2 separate regions of the Homo sapiens genome follow, and region 1 is linked to region 2. The links are chromatin loops, found by intact Hi-C in ENCODE. Cell type or tissue: dorsolateral prefrontal cortex. All regions are shown on one strand. Each heading gives the region's core, and the rest is flanking DNA. Links, peaks and the distances in the headings are about the cores only.

Region 1 (8,345 bases), core at 177-8,176, 110 kb after region 2:
GTTTCTTTTGCTGTGCAGAAGCTCTTTAGTTTAATTAAGTCCCAATTGTCTATTGTTGTTTTGGTTACATTTACTTTTGAAGTCTTAGTCATAAATCTTTACCTAGGTCAATGTCCAGAAAAGTTTTTCCTGCATTTTCTTCTAGAATTTTTATAGTTTCAAGTTTTGAATTTAATTATATTTCATACTATATTAGAATTGCTAAACCAGCTTTTTTATGTATAGCATTTGCCCAATATATACTGCATTATTTTCAGATTGTATCTGTCACTTTGCTTTAGATATGTCTACTGTGCACTATATATAGGTATTTTTAATTTCAATTTTATTTTAGTCACTGTCTTTTAATCAGTGTTTAGTCCTTTCAAATTTGTTGGAGTTACTGACTTATTTTTAATTTCTTCTTGTCACCTTATATTTTATTTTCTATTTACCCAGATTTGTCTTTATTTTGCCCCCATCTTAACTTATACTATATATGAGACTTTTAGTCATTTTCTTTCTTCAATTGGTGTGTATGTTATACATTTTATTTCTATTCTTCTCTAGTGGCTACTATTAACATTTTAACCTATGTACTTAAACATGTATACATTTCTAAAAATTTATACAGTTAACAAGATTTATATTATCTTTCCCTAACAAGACAAAAACTCTTATCCTTATTCTCTCTGCATCTACACATCACGTTAATAATGTTTACAATTATAGCTCCAAGTTGTTACTTAAAACACCTTTTTAAAAAATAACCAGTACTGATTTAGACTTAATATGCTTTACTAATATATTTTCTAAGCTTTGGTTCTTGCATCCTACCGCTATTCTCATTTTATCCAGAATTCCCTTTTTTCTTTTTGGAGTAAAACCTCCAGTAACTATTTCAGAGACAGTCTGAAGGTGTTAAACTTCCTATGTATCTCATCTTCACATTAGGATGATAGTTTAATGTAATACAGAATCCCTAATTCATAGTAATTTGTCCTTATCACTTTGAAAATGTGCTCCATTATCATCCTCTGACTCACTGCTTTGTAGGTGATTGGCCTTTTGTTCTCAAATAGTTTTTAAGAGCTTCTTTTTATCCCTGAATTCTGAAATGTCCCTACAATGTGTCTAGTTATGGACCTTTGCATTACTATTATTTTACTATTGCTTAGTGCTTCATGAGCTTTTTCATAGTGATGCATGTGTTTTTTAATAGATGGAAGTTCTCAGCCATTATTTTTTTTCAAATGCTGCCTCTTGTCCCATTCTCTCCTCCTTGACCTCCCTCATGAGATAATTTTGGAGCTTCTAGGTTTATCTTTCATACCTCTTAACTTTTCATTCATACTTCCCAACTCCTTATCTCTTTTACTGCATCCTGAGATAATTCTTTATTTCAATTTTCCAGATACAGTCTGTATTTAATTCACTATCTTGAGGTTAGGAATCTGAAGTTCACATTTAGGAATCTGAAGTTTGCATTTAGAGCATAATGGAACCTATATTTATTTTCTTTCTCTTGGGAAAGATCACTGAATATCACTCATCTCATCATTTTAGTATTTCATTAGCCACGTATTTTTGAAGGAAAAGGAATAATAATTTATTGAATATGTATGTGTGCCAGGCACTGTACCACATGCATCTAGAAATCTTACGGAAATCACTATTATTACCCTATTTCAGAGAACATTCAAATAAACATTCTAGATAAGGGCAGTACTCAATTTGTGGCCAAATTAGAAATGTTCCACTATACTGTGTGTTTTCAAAGGGAATAATATAAAACTCAGTATTGAGCTCTAAGATTTTATTGTATAACAAAATCACCATGGGGATTTCTAGTTAGGTATTTCTGAAATTTTAGGTGGATAACGCTGCTTGCCATTTTTATACAGGAAATCTTGCAAAACTAGGCATTACTTGGGGAGAATATCCTTCCCTATTAGCATGAAAAGTGTGATGATTTGCCTACTAAATTAAGAATTGTTTGGTGTAATTTATTAATAATAAAATATACCCCAGTTAATATGGCTATCATCAAAAAGACAAAAAATAACAGATGCTGCAAGGATGCAGAGAAGAGGGAACTCTCACACACTGTTGGTGGGAATGTAAATTAATGCAACCATTATGAAAAAAAGTATGGAGGTTCTTCAAAAAACTAAAAATAGAACTACCATATGTTCCAACAATCTCACGTCTGGGTATATATTCAAAAGAAAATAAATTAGTAATTCAAAGAGATATCTGCACTTCCATGTTTATTGTAGCAATATTCACAATAGCCAAGATATGAAATCAACCTGAATGTTCATCAGTGGATGAACAGATAAAGGAAATGTGGTATAAATACACAATGGAATATTATTTGGCCATAAAAGAACGGAGTTCTATCATTTGCAGCAACATGGATGAGCCTGAAGGACATTACGTTAAGTGAAATAAACCAGGCACAGAAAGGCAAATACAAATGCATGTTCTCATTCTTACGTAGGAGGTTAAAAAAAAAAAGTTGATCTCATGGAGGTGGAGAGTAGAATGATGGTTACCAGGGGCTGGGAAGGGTCGGGGGAAATGAAGAAAGGTTGGTTAATGGGTACAAACATACAGTTAGATAGAAGCAATAAGTTTCAGTGTTTGGTAGCACAGTAGATTCACAGCAGTTAACAACAACTTACTGTATATTTCAAAACAGCTAGAAGAGAAGATTTTGAATGTTCCCAACATAAAGAAAAGATAAATACTTGAGGTAATGGATATTCTAGTTACCTTGATTTAATCATTATACATTGGACTCATGTATTAAAATATCACATGTATCCCATAAATATGTACAATTATGTATCAATAAAAAATAAAATGTAGAAATAGGAATCTTAGGATTAAAGGACACTATTCACTTGGGCTTTTTTAAAGTACAAGTGAGTAATATGGTGAGAGAAGGTATAGTAAGAGTTGGGAAGTATCTGTCAATTAAAAAGGACTTGTGTCTCCTACTTCCATGCTGACCATGGAACTAATGTGATAAAAAGTATACATGGATTAGTAAGGATGCTATAAGAACAAGGCCATAAATGCAATCTCATTTACCTGGAGGTCCAGGAAGGCCAGGTGGACCCTGTATTCCAGGAAATCCTCGCTCTCCTTTTTCTCCAGGCAACCCAGGCAACCCAATGTTTCCTTTTTCTCCTATAGTTATACCAGTCCCAGGTCTAGGAATTACCTTTATTACCAAAGAAAAAAAAAATAAAGAAATGCAAAGAAGAAAAGCCTTGTTCTCCTGAAAACATTATGGGAGCTACATATGATTACAATGTCATCATTTTCACATAGTTTATGAGTCACATTTTGTATCACTCCCATCCTCCAACTGATTAGAAAATGTCCAATACAAGTAACAACATTACCATGTTCCTGAGCCCGAAGCATATAAAACTAAAAGTATTTTTGATGTCTCTTCTCCTATAATTCACATTCAATTCATTCCAATCTCCTAAGCCTGACAATTCTTTACAGAAAACGTCTCTCCAATTTGCTCCCTTGATTTCTGCTGCCACAGCTATATTATCAACTCACACTTAGAGTAATAGAAGCACCTCTGATCTTGTCCCTTGAATTCCAATCTATTGTTAGGATATGCTTCCTCAAAAACCATTTGTGTGTGTGTGTTAACTATTCTGCTTAAGGACTCAAAATTGCTCACTACTTTTTACTATAAGTGCTGCTACTTTTAATCCTGAACTGTAAGTCACCTCTCACTTCCAATACTTCTCTCACCTATTTAATCTCCTACTACGTCTTACAATAAATTTTTATTATAGTGAAGTCTGTCTGATTCTAACCATTTCATTCAACTTGCACGTTCTTGTCTATGTCTTTGCATATTTCATTCCAAACATGTGTAATGCCTTTCCCCAATCTTTCTCTTTATTAACCCACATTTATTTCTTCCTTTAAAAAAGAAAACTCCCCCATAAATATATATACCTACTATATACCAAAAAAATTTAAAAATAAAACCCATGTTCTTTATTGATTAAACCCAACTAACTAATCATTTCTTTTTACTCTGTATTCTTGTAACTCATTAAGTATTTTCTTAAAAAACTTAATATTAAATAAATTAAATATTAACAAATTCTTCTTATAGACCTATAAAGGTAAATGAACTTCAGATTTAAGAGACTGCCAGTCTGATGTACAAATCAACACCTAATAGCAGTGTGATATTTCATCCTGTCTCTATTGGATGGATATAAGAAATATTCACACAAAAGAAGACAAAAAGTTGTGGGACCTAAGATTGGAATAGTGATTCAAAAGGGAAACTAGGCTGCTAAATAGGACTGTACTCTCAAAATTTCCATTTCTTCTGATACTTATTAAAATTTTATCTTCTCATTTTATAAAGAGATTATTTCCTAGAGGACTGAAGCTGATTTTAAAATGAAAGTGAATAAAAAATATCTAAGATCTTCTTTAAGTATATCCTCATTAGATTTAGTACAGTCCTAAGTATTAATAACTGAGACTCATTATGGATAATACGAATTAAGTTAATGTTACTAACATGTCTGGACACATAAGTTTTCCAACATTCGCACTGTTGCGGCTTCAATGCAGTTTGAAGTCAAGAGTCTTACTAAATTTCAACCAAAGAAAAACCAATATGTTAAACCTCAGCAATGATATTTTATTCCTAATAAGACTGGAAGTATATTTGACTTAAATTTCATAGTGAACACAAACATGACAGAAAATCTGTAGCTCCGCCACCCTCAATTATTCTTTCATAAAGCAGCTTCCTACATGCGTTATTAAAAGTCCCTAGAAAGCACACACTCAGGAAAGAAAGAAGTGTGAATCAGACAATTACAAATTGAGAAAACCTATTAAGACCAAATCTATCTTTCTCCTGAGCTCTGCAGGGGAAAGGACCAATCCCCCACCCCCACCCCAACTTCCCCAAGTTTTGTTTTGTTGTTGTTGTTTTCATTGAACCTTTGTAAGCAACACTTGCACCACCTGCTGGTTGCTTGAGAAATGATCTGGCAATCATGAGGCAAAACAACCCAATGCCATAATTTTAGACCTTTACCATGCAGAAGTAATGCATAGGCAGAACAATACAAAGACCTTGAGGTCAACATTACTGAAGATTTTAGATGTAAAGACTTTTAAGCCAGTAGAAATTGATAATGACTTGAAATTTTGTGTTCTATCAAGAAAAAGTAGGGAGTATGCGATTAAGGCACAAAAATGATAATGCATTAATAAATTTGATAAACGAAGACTAAAAAAAAAAAACTTACAAGTCCAGGAGGTCCAGGTGGGCCAGTGTCACCTTTTTGGCCCTGTTCAATGCAATTGTAAAATAGGTTAGTAAAATTCACATGAAAACATCAATTTCCTCAAGAATATAAGAGAAACTTTCCAAAAAGACCCAGAAATCAATCATAAAATACCTCAAATGAGAAATGCAACATGAAGTAATGAAACAATTCTGAGCTAAGCCTAACCTGTGATGGTGTCTCAGATTTACTAGCTATGTAATCTTCACCAAGTTAATTAACTTCTCTGGTTTATATAGAAAGAATAAAGATTTTTGGACCAGAGTTTTAAGGTATTTCTAGTTGTAATATTCTTTGATTTTTAAGATTCCTATTTCTAGCCAACTACAAATACTCTATAAAGAAGATAATAGAAAAAAAATGGTAGCACTAGAATCAGTGAAAAAATTACTTTTTTTTTTTTTTTTTTTTTTACATTTAGCCATGTTTCTTCTCATAAAACTAGTCAAGGACATAAATGTAGTGCCATTTCTATTAGTGACAGACATTTTAGATGTGATGGACTTAACTATCATCAATAATAGCTAGTAAATCTGAATTGCTTTCATGAGCTTGCTCTTAGAAGCTAATGAAAGACAAGTTCAGATAAAACTTTTATCCTTGATTAGTAGCTACAACAGCATGAAAAAAACCACAATATTCAATATTCAAGTGTTACTCTACTACTGGCCAAGACACAAGGATGGTCTTTTTCATACTTCTATTCTGACTCTAAACTTGTTCATAGAAGCCATCCATCTATATACAAATACTATTTGACAAAAAATCATTTTATCGGAGTATTTCCTACCTCCATCTATTCTAATTGTGCCTTTTAAGCCATGCTAGAACTTGGACCTAATTTAAAAATAAACCACCATTAAAATATGTGCCTTCTGGGTACATTCAAGTTTGTAACGCCTTTCCTTCCTTGCCTGAAAAACCAAAAAGCTTTCAGTTTTTGATACGAAGCAATTAAAAACAAGAGGGATTGGAGGACTGGTTATTTTGTGCCCTGCTAAAAATCTGGTAATTGTATGCTTCATACAATCTTTCAAAGTCACTTGAAAAATAGGTAACTAAATAAATGACCTCAGTCAGACTGCATTGGCCCAGTAGGGGGGAAAAAACAACAAAGAATTAGCCACAGACTTACAGACAATAATTGCATACAGAATGGAAATGTTTAGTGGCGACGTTCTACATTCACAGTTATAAGCCTTTTTAGTAAGAGGACCTCACTAAAATAGTGCTGAATTCTCTTTGTGGAAAAAAAGAAGTTTTGCCGATACATGCTCAAAGTAAAGGCAATGACTTTTCACAGTGGAAATGCTAAAGTTAAACAATGCTTAATGTATTTCTGCAACATGGACTGTGATTTATGGCAATGGAATAAAATTTAGCAAGTGTGGTATAAAAGAAAAATGAGCAAAAGATGAATAAAGAAGGCATATTTTGAATATAAAAGCTAGTTATGTAGACTTTTTCCATTTATAACTCAAGCCTGGGAGAAGAAAAGGATTATTTTAGCTAGACTAAACCAGTCACTTCAAAGTATTAAAATTCTTACCTTTTCACCATCCCTTCCGGGTTCACCAGGGTAACCAGGATCACCAGGCAAACCCTTTAAAACATAGAGGATAGGGTGACATCAGCACAAATGATGGTGTTAGGAAATCTCCAAAGATTGTCTTCTCCATAGAAGCAATGAGAATACTGGCAAAAATGGTCAGTCAGAATTAACTTTCAGAACTTAACCAAAGCTTGCAGCAATTCAAGGAGTGTTTTCTCAGAAAAAAAAAAAAAAAAAAAGCTGAATCTTGGTGAGAACTCAGAGCTTTGTGGCATTTTAACTTGCTCTATTCCTACCACCTCTCAGAGATTTATGGCATTTTAACTTGCTCTATTCCCACCACCTCTCAGAGCTTTGTGGCATTTTAACTTGCTCTATTCACACCACCTCTCCTCACAATCAAGGTGAAAACCAGCAGCCTAGCAGCAATTGGAGAGGAAAGAACAGGGTTGGAGCTCCTTCAAAGCCCCATATCCAGAGAATTATCATTATTTGATCTGTCTGCTGGTTCAAAAGAAGGCTATTTGCAAGGCTGCCTTTATTTGACCCAACTTGGGTTCTCCCAGTGCAAACAGAGAACAAGAGAACAGCCTCCCCACCCCGCAACCCCAATTTGTTGAAAACACTAAGAGGCAATTGTTGAATATCACAGCTGCCTGAATCAAGACAAAGACCAATTGTTCCAAAAGAAGCCAGGAACTGAGGCCCTGAATTTACCTCTTGATATTTTATAATATAAAATATTTTTGAACTAGAGATTGTAAGTTGAGGATTGCCTGTTTAGTAAAATATCCTGAAACCAATTTATCTGAATTTAGTAATTCTAACCTGTCTTGTTAAGAATTATCCTTTTCCCTTAGAATAACTTACAAATTTCATCAAATATTCTCTCTGTCTTTGAAAAACTCTTGCCTACTGCGGATACTCTTGATACTGAAGCTGCTTGAAATAATGTTCTTGGACTTACATATTTTATTTCCCATGCCCCTTTTTGGTAGTAAGTAGAAGAATTACCTGTCAAAACTTTTACTGAAAAAACATGTTCACACACACACAAAAAAACTGTATGGGAATATTTATATTCATATAAATATTTTTATATGAATATAAAAGTTTTATTCATAATGGCCAAAACACAGAAATAACCAAAATATCCTTCAATGTGTAAATGGACAAACAAACCATGGTATATTCAAACTATCAAATACTACTCAGCAATAAAAAAATGAACTGATACACAATTCAATGTATTATGTTATGTGAAAGGATCCTGATTCGAAAGGCTACATACAATATGATCCAATGTATCTGACATTTGGGAATAGGCAAAATTAAAGAGATTGACAAAAGATCAGTCGTTATAAGGGGGTTGGGATAGGGGAATAGGGAGGGGATAACTAAAAAAGAGCATGAGGGAACTTTTGAAGGTGATGGAAGTGTTCTTGATTATGGTG
Region 2 (8,286 bases), core at 282-8,281:
AGTTAATATCCACAAAGGAGATAAAAGGGAATCAGAAAAAATATTCAATTAATCCAAAACAAAGCATAAAAAGTGAACACATTACGAATGAGGCAAATAGAAAACAAATAAGATAACAGAGTTGAACTTAACCATATCAATAAGCACATTAAGTGCAGTCCATTAAAAAGTAAAAATTGTCATATTGTATTAAAAAGTAGGATCCAACTATGTGACCCTCAGGAAATGCGCTTCAAATAGAAAGACAGAACTAGGTTAAAAGTAAAATAATGAAAAAATATGTTAACACTAACACAAGGAAAGCTGGATGGCAATATTGCTATCAATGTAGTTTTCAGAGCAAATAATATTAACATTTTCTTTACTATATTACCATTATAATAATAATAAAGAGATCATTTTATCAAGGGGATATAACAATCATAAATATTTATGCACCTAAAAGCAAATTTTCAAAATAGATGAAGGAAAAACAGAGCTGCAAGAAGAAAAGCACTAGCACACTTTCATGCACCCATGGGTGCTTCTGCCTGCTCAGAGAATAAAAGAAAATGCTGCTTTCTGAGTAGGAGAAGGAAGTGTTTGTAAAAATGGCTTCAGGTTGTTATCACTTTACACTCCATGGGGAGTAGTTTTCTGTGCTGTTGCTGGCCTTAAGGTGGGCAACAATTTCCACATCTGAAAGTACATAGTCAACTTAATAACATACTTAAACCCAGTAACCTCAAAGCCAGGCTTATTTCTGATTACAATAAGCTATGCAGAGCCCTATTTTAGCCCACATGTTCTCTAACTTGTCTTTAACCTTTCCTGCCTCTCTAATCTGATAAATAGCCACATACTGCTTGGCCCAGCTGGCTTTATGTTTGCTCATATGATTCCTAGTGTAAATTTCCGCTAAAGGGAGTCAAATAAGGGAAACTTCTGCATGTAAAATGTGACCAATGGAGGTTACAGCTAGCAAACTCAAATTGCTTCTATAAGTTTATGTATATTAAGTGTAAACAAAATATAACGAACTTTACTGTTGGAGCTAAAGAAATTTTCCCCTCCATGGAGTCCTTTCTGCATTGTCTATAATAGATAATAAAATTAGTAGGATGGTCTCAGATTTACAAAACTGGCCCTTCCTTAGACACTAATAGCATTGACGAGGCTGCAGGCCAGGGCATTTAAATTCCAGGAGTTCATCTGGATTCAAAAGCCCTGAGGAAGTTCACATGAGGGCACCAGGCCACACCCATAAAGTTTTCTTTAGCTATAGAGGCTTAGACCAGACAGAGTATCCTGAGGTACAATGGATTAACTATAAGCCCCCTGTGCCTAAAGGTTAATTCCAAGGGGTTTCAGGTGCTGCAAAGGTGCTAGGAAAGCATTCATCCTTACCTGGGAACCAAGACTTCCAAAACATACAGCCTATCACTTCTCATGAGGCAGAGACCTCTATATATATTGCTATGAATGTCTACCACACAGGATTATAAGATTTTAGATATAGGCATCTTCATGGCTCAAAAGTGACGATTAGATTTGGAGTGAAAAGAACTTAGTAACTTGTGACTTTTGGGGTCAGTTAACCATTCCAAGGCTCAGCTTCCACATCTGTATATTGGAGACTAATCCTTGCACTGCTTGAGTACATCAGAGTTGTTGAGACTCAGATGAAATGTGTAAAGGATGATATTTTAATAAGAACTACATACATATAAGGTGTTAGTCTTATTACTACTGAGGTGTTAGAGGTAGCCTTCCTTGCAGCCCAAGCAAAGGTCAAATTATTGTGTCAGAGAGACACAAGGATCTGACATCGGGGGTTACCATTGTAGCTTATGATAGACTGGCAACAGCAAGCACTTTGCTGGCCCTATGAAAATCAACCAGGAAACTATTTTGCTTGAAGAGAGAGTATGTTGGCTTCTTGGTAGGTTCGGTGTGGGACTGGTTGAAATTACCAAGTACAGTATTCTCAGGCTGTCTTTGGCTTTAGAACATGACCTGTCTTCCATAATCCCTAGTATAAGCATTCACTCTGGTACCCTTGAACAGAAGGGAAGCAGATGTGAAGAACTTCTGCAGGCTTACTTTTACAGATGCTCTTGAGGCTAGAAAACCACTAATAAATTACTCATTTCTCAGCTAGTAACACTTCAGGGCTTTTCACTGACTGCAAGCAGGTATATCTGGCTTAGCAGATTCCTCTGGTTGAAGTAATACTACCGGGAGTTTCTCTTTGGAGCTTTCAGAGATGAGTTATTGGTACTTGTAATCTAGTCTGCTAATGAGTTAACAAATTAATTATTTGAAGTTAAGATGTAGGAAGACAAATGACTACCTGGGGGAAATAAAAGTGCATTCTTTAGAGATCCAGTGGGACACTAATTGGAAAAAGATAAATAATTTAGGATCATAAGGAACATATTTTGCCTCATTTCACCATAAGTACCCTGGAACACAGCTTCCAATAACTCTTGATAAACTAGGTCTTAGATTAAGTGGTGTTAAGTCATATTTCTGCTGGCCCATCCCTTAGTTCAAAGTCAAAGATGCATGCTTAATCATGCATGTCAGTTTTATCAATTCACCCTCATTTTGTCACATATGGAAATAAAGCACTTTCTCTAGATTTTGGAAACTAGAAGTGTTGAGTATTCGTTGGAGTATCAACAACAAAAGTACAACACACTTAAATTAGGATAATCTGAGGAGAGTTTAATTAGAAATATATAGATGGTGTGGAGGGGGAATCACAAATGGTTGTTCAGGAATCCAGGTCTAGCAGCACAGCAACAGCAGACTTGTCACCATACCCATCACACCTAGACCTGAAAACATGAGAAGGGGTTAGTAGAACCAGAAAGGAAGATAATTAGGAATAGTAAGTCATCTTGAGAGCAGTAGGGACATTCAATTGAGAGTCACAAACCAACCTGAGGTAACCTCATAGAGAAAGAGCCATGAAAATAAATACCCTAACCCAACTCTTGTCCCCTCCTCTGGTATTCTGCTGGGACTTCCAACTGGTTGAACCCAATCAGAAGCCAGAGGGCTCAGGAACCCTCTGGGGCAGAAAGCAGGATGAAATGTGATGGTAGAGGGGGAAACAGAAGATATTTGGCATAAATTGGTATTATGTAAGCAATTTGTTATCCTGTAGGGTCAGGTGTTGGGTATGCAGTCCACTAACAGAGAAATAGATGATTAAGATTACATAAATGTGATTTTAGCCCATGTTTTGGGGAACAGGTTGGTGAGCCAGCTTCCTCCAGACAGCTACTCTTACAAAAATCCCCATTATCTGGCCTAGAATTAGTAAGATTTGGTAGTCAAAGACAGACTAGCATACCTCTTTTCCAGTATACATACAGTAAGTCCTCAGTTAACGTCCATAGGTTCTTGGAAACTTTGACTTTAAAGCTAAACGACATATAACAAATCCATTTTTTCTTCATCAACATTATAACTGAATAATATTGGACATCGTTTCCTTTAAAGTCACAGCTTCTAAAAATATATTGACCACGTGAAGTGAGGATTTACTATATTATGGTCACTGCTTATTCTCCTGGTTGAGGTTGAGTTCATTTTAGATTGCTATCCTTCATGGTGTCCTTAGCTAACAAGCATCCAATCAATATTTGTTGATATAGAACTCAGGAGACAGGCCTCTCTGGATTCAATTCCAACTTAGGAGTATTTCCACCAAACAAACTTTCCAAGCTCCCTGAATATACTCTAAAACCACTGCTCTAAAATGGAAATGACATGATTTTAAAATATTATTCAATTTATTTTGGAGCTGCCTAGGGATGAAGGTGTTTGTATAGTCCAGCCTGAGAACTGAGTTTCTCTGCCAAGGAAACCAACTGAAGTTCCGGCCAAACAAAAGTGATTGCTCCTTGCTTCTGTGTTGAGAGGCATGGGAAGTGCTACCAGAACCAACTGTTAATCAGGCTCTTAAGAAGAGAATCTAACCAACATGAAGAAACCCCGTCTCTACTAAAAATACAAAATTAGCCAGGTGTGGTGGCACATGCCTGTAATCCCAGCTACTCTGGAGGCTGAGGCAGGAGAATCGCTGAACCCAGGAGGCAGAGGTTGCAGTGAGCCGAGATCGTGCCATTGTACTCCAGCCTGGGCAACAAGAGCAAAACTCCGTCTCAAAAACAAACAAACAAAAAAACAAAAGAGAATCTTTGACAGCAAAGCTGTTCTCTTCGTTTTGGATGCAGACATTGGGAAACTAGGCCACCTCTTCAAGTACTTGCTAATGATTTTTATGAGGCTGAAAGAATAAATGAAACTTAAAACAGGGAATCTAGAGACAGGACTTTAGACAACCCTACCACCACCACCAATGAGCTCAAATCATTACACATGCTGATTCATTTTTATAGGCAATAGTGCCCTCTTGTGATTAACTTCTGAATAAGCATTTGATGGCTTGGCATGACATTGAGGCAAAGAACCTTATTGCCACTACAAGAATGAAAAAGTGTTGTTCAAATTTGGATGGGTGGGAAAAAACATCATACAATCACAAGGTGTCCAATACAACCTCCTTTGGAAGCAATGAGTGTGACACCAACATAGCAAAGATCAGGCCAATAAGCTATAAAAATAATTGGAATGTCTACTTTCTTACACAACACATGTGTGTGTATACACTTATCCATATGTGTGTGTGTGTATATATATATTACGTAATATATATATAATGGAAGTTATTCATGTAGACCTCAATTTTTCTGAAGATACATGTGCACGTGTGTGTGGGTACACACACACACACACACACACACACACACACACACACACACATACACAGCTATAAAATACTAGGATTTGGTCCTTAAGTAACATCTGAATCACGAAAGATTCATTAACTGGTAAAACCACATTTGGTACACATAAATATTTGGTAGTCAAACTATCTGATTAAGCAGAATAGTTCATTCATTTCCTGCCAATGTGAGAAAGCTATTAATTGTGTATGACTGTAAAACTTACCATAGTACTTCTGGAAATTTCACAGATGATAAAAAAGCAAAAAAAAACAAAAACAAAAACAAAACAAAACAAAACACAAAAAACTCACCATAGGTAACTAGTAGAGCAGCTAGATTAATCTTTGAATAATTCATGGCAAGAGAGGGTTAACAATATTAATGTCCTGGAATGAATTTGTGTACTTCAAACAACAAAGCAGGGCTAGGAATAGTTAGGAGATTTAAGAAACACATAGACTAGCTGCACATGCAACAATTTAAAAATTAGGAGGTTCTGGGATGGGCGTGGTGTCTCACACCTGTAATCTCAGCACTCTGGGAGGCCGAGGCAGGCAGATCGCTTGAGTTCAGGAGTTCAAGACCAGCCTGGGCAACATGGTGAAACCCCGTCTCTACTAAAAATACAAAAAATTAGCCGGGCGTGGTGGTATGCACCTGTAGTTCCAGCTAGTCTGGAGGCTGAGGTGGGAGAATCGCCTTGAACCCAGGAGGTGGATGTTGCAGTGAGCCGAGATCACGCCATTGCACTCCAGCCTGGGTGACAGAGGAGACTGTCTCAAAACAAAACAAAACAAAACAAAACAAAACAAAACAAACAAACAAACAAAGGAGGTTCTTTTTGGGCCAAGGCTTTCAACCAGCTATAAATGAGAGGGAAAGCTACAAAAAGCAAAATCTCTGGAATTAGTGTTTGCGACTATAACAGAAGGGGCACCTTTGAGTGTACACCATGTAGAAGAATCTGTGGGGCTGTGATATGGTGTTTTCAGTTACAATTACTCATTACTGACTTTATGCATGGGACTAAATGAAAAAATAGAGCTAAAATTTGCGATTGGTGGCTATCCAGAATCAATAAAATAATTAGATAGTTATCATTGTTTGGATCCTAAGTTTTACCACCAGAGATTCTAAGCTTTAGATTTTACATAGGTCCATATTAGGATTTAGAATACTCAAAATTGTTTTGGTTGTTTTATCTTTTAGCTGTAACACAAATTTTACTATGGAAGTTTTTAATATTTTATTTTTAACCAGTCCTTGACTATTTTAGAGAACTATGCGTGTTCATTCTTAATCATTAAGAATATTAGGTCACTAACCTGCTTTAAACATTATTAATGAATTCTTCCCCAAATAGAAGCCAGTTGTTTCCTTTCTTAGCCATTAACACAATGTTGTCAAGAAATTTATTATCTTGGAAATGTCTTCCAATAGGTAGTTTTCTTCATTGGAAAAAGTTTACATTACTATGTTTTCTATCTACTAACAGAGTGATCAAAGCGTGGAGAAACTGATTCCCTGGGAAGAGATGACTTGTTGATGTGCAGATTGGTAATCTATCTGTAAATGAGCAGGGGTTTTTTCCACACAGGCTGAAGAGATACACAACAGACCATCCTTACAACATATATCTTTAATTAAATTTATATTGGTGGGTTTAAAAAACATTAAGTCAGGAGATGATAGCTAGGGAAATAAGGTATCCTGTGAGTATTTATAACAAAATATTTAAAATTTAAAAAGAATAAGAAACATCAATTGGCTTTTTGTAACTTAAAAGAGACTAACCAAGTGTTGTTTCCCAGTTCTGTACAAGCAGAGGCCACAGGAGGATTCTTACATAAGAAGCACAGGGAAAAGAATTGTTAATTCTGCGTGTGTGTTTTTGTTTCTCAGAATTGTTTGGAAGAACTTTGTCCAGTCAGAAATGAGTAAAAACAAGATGTAAGAAACATTAAAACAGGGGGCATATGGTCTTAAGAGATAATCTTGGAGAATATAGCAAAAGACAAATTGCTCCATTAGATATTATAATTTGGTATGTAACATGAACATTTAAAATTCTGATTAAAGTGACTAAAAGGGTTTGTTTTTTAAAAAAAATCAAAACAGAACTTACGGGATAAAACTCAAAATAAATTTACTCTCAGTAGTAACTTGATGTAGGAATATAAGTCCTCTCACTTTGATAAACATGAATATAAAATATTGCTGTCTGTATTCTAGGGTTTCCTACATTTTCTGTAAAGAGTGATTCATGCTATGTCATATGTAAATGACTCAACATTTTGAGCTAAAAGGCTGTTCACAATATACACATTCTTTACTTACAAAGCAAAATAAGCTTAACACCTTTATATTAAAAACCCGGGATACAGCAGGATTAGTAGCACCGTGAAAAATAATTCTTCCCACAAACTGCAGTCTTTTATTTTACTCAATGTGACTCTTCTCTTAATTGAATTTTTAATGTACCATTTTAGTAACTGGGCAAAATATATAATTTTCATCTTATAATTCTTGGAGAAAGTCATTCTGGACCCAAAAAGTAAATTCACTTCCTTATTTCTTTAGTAGAAAAATAATAGAGACTTTGCTCTGGCGCATTGCTGAGGTACATCTGAATCTTCATGGTTACTAGTCAGCATGTTATCTTGATCATATATAGTAGCACCATTGACGGCAGCAGTAGTAAAGTTGGGGACAATGAGACACTGCATCCTAGGAATTTTATATATATATATATCACATTTTAAAACACAAAAGGAATTCTTCAAAATGTTATGTCCTCTTCATGCACACTTGACATCGGCTAATTCGTGTCCTCAAGTCTCCTGCTTTCAGCGTTTCTGACTGAGGTTTACTGGGAAATAAGAAATAAGACAATCAGATCCACATTTTCTGGTATTTCAATTCTGTTACTGGTTCAAATTTATAACTAAACATTTTTTGTGTGTTAAGTAGCTCTCTTGGTGACTTAATGGTTTACTTTTCAGCAATATGATCTAATGCAGTGACTAGTATGGTTTAAGAGCCATTAGTGGTCATAGATATTTTGTAACGATTCTCCCCACCACTATTATCTTTGTATATTTGTGTTTCCCTCTCATTTTCTATCTTTTTCTCTTTCTCTCATACATTTTTCTAATATTCACAGGATGAGGGAAATCTGGGCAACTGATGATGTTATGATAGATAACAAGGACCATAAGAAAAATACCAAGTAGTGATAACCCAAAAGCAACACATAAAAATAAATTTAAACTGAAAAAAATCAACAGAATGAAGTATCCTGAGGTACATACATTACGTATGTCTTGCTCATTCAAACCCTTAAATGAGAATCTTTAAAATATCCTGGGAAAGGAGACCACTGGACTGAGAGGGAAAAGACAGACTGTAACTTCAATTCCTGGGGTGGTCTCAATCTAGTTGAACAGCTGCTGACTTATTAGGAAGGTCACATAACCTTTCTTTATCTCTGTTTCATTATTGA

The links. Peaks named below come from ENCODE experiments on the same cell type or tissue, not always from the same donor. Only the 100,000 strongest peaks of a DNase experiment are listed, where the experiment ranks them.
Region 1: it touches region 2 in a loop (7-fold over the local background); 3 of 110 quality-filtered maps call a loop at or near these places.

The regions. Positions count from the first base shown.
Region 1 is chrX:108,581,481-108,589,825 of GRCh38, reverse strand. COL4A5 (collagen type IV alpha 5 chain) reads right to left here. Exons shown (of 53, transcript NM_033380.3): 17 at 6,889-6,942; 18 at 5,301-5,342; 19 at 3,079-3,211. Among named protein-coding and RNA genes, the nearest start is that of COL4A5, 150 kb to the right of the region's middle. In dorsolateral prefrontal cortex, for the core only: CTCF peaks have their summits at 4,816, 5,020 (motif pointing left), 6,429, 7,408 and 1 weaker place; DNase peaks (open chromatin) are centred at 4,995 and 7,485; H3K4me3 peaks cover 7,261 bases; H3K27ac peaks cover 3,929 bases; H3K27me3 peaks cover 3,450 bases.
Region 2 is chrX:108,695,664-108,703,949 of GRCh38, reverse strand. It overlaps COL4A5 (collagen type IV alpha 5 chain), which reads right to left. Exons shown (of 53, transcript NM_033380.3): 53 at 6,405-7,653. The coding sequence ends at 7,572. Among named protein-coding and RNA genes, the nearest start is that of IRS4-AS1, 37 kb to the left of the region's middle. In dorsolateral prefrontal cortex, for the core only: a CTCF peak has its summit at 4,424 (motif pointing left); no DNase peak of the experiment used is centred there; H3K27me3 peaks cover 4,163 bases.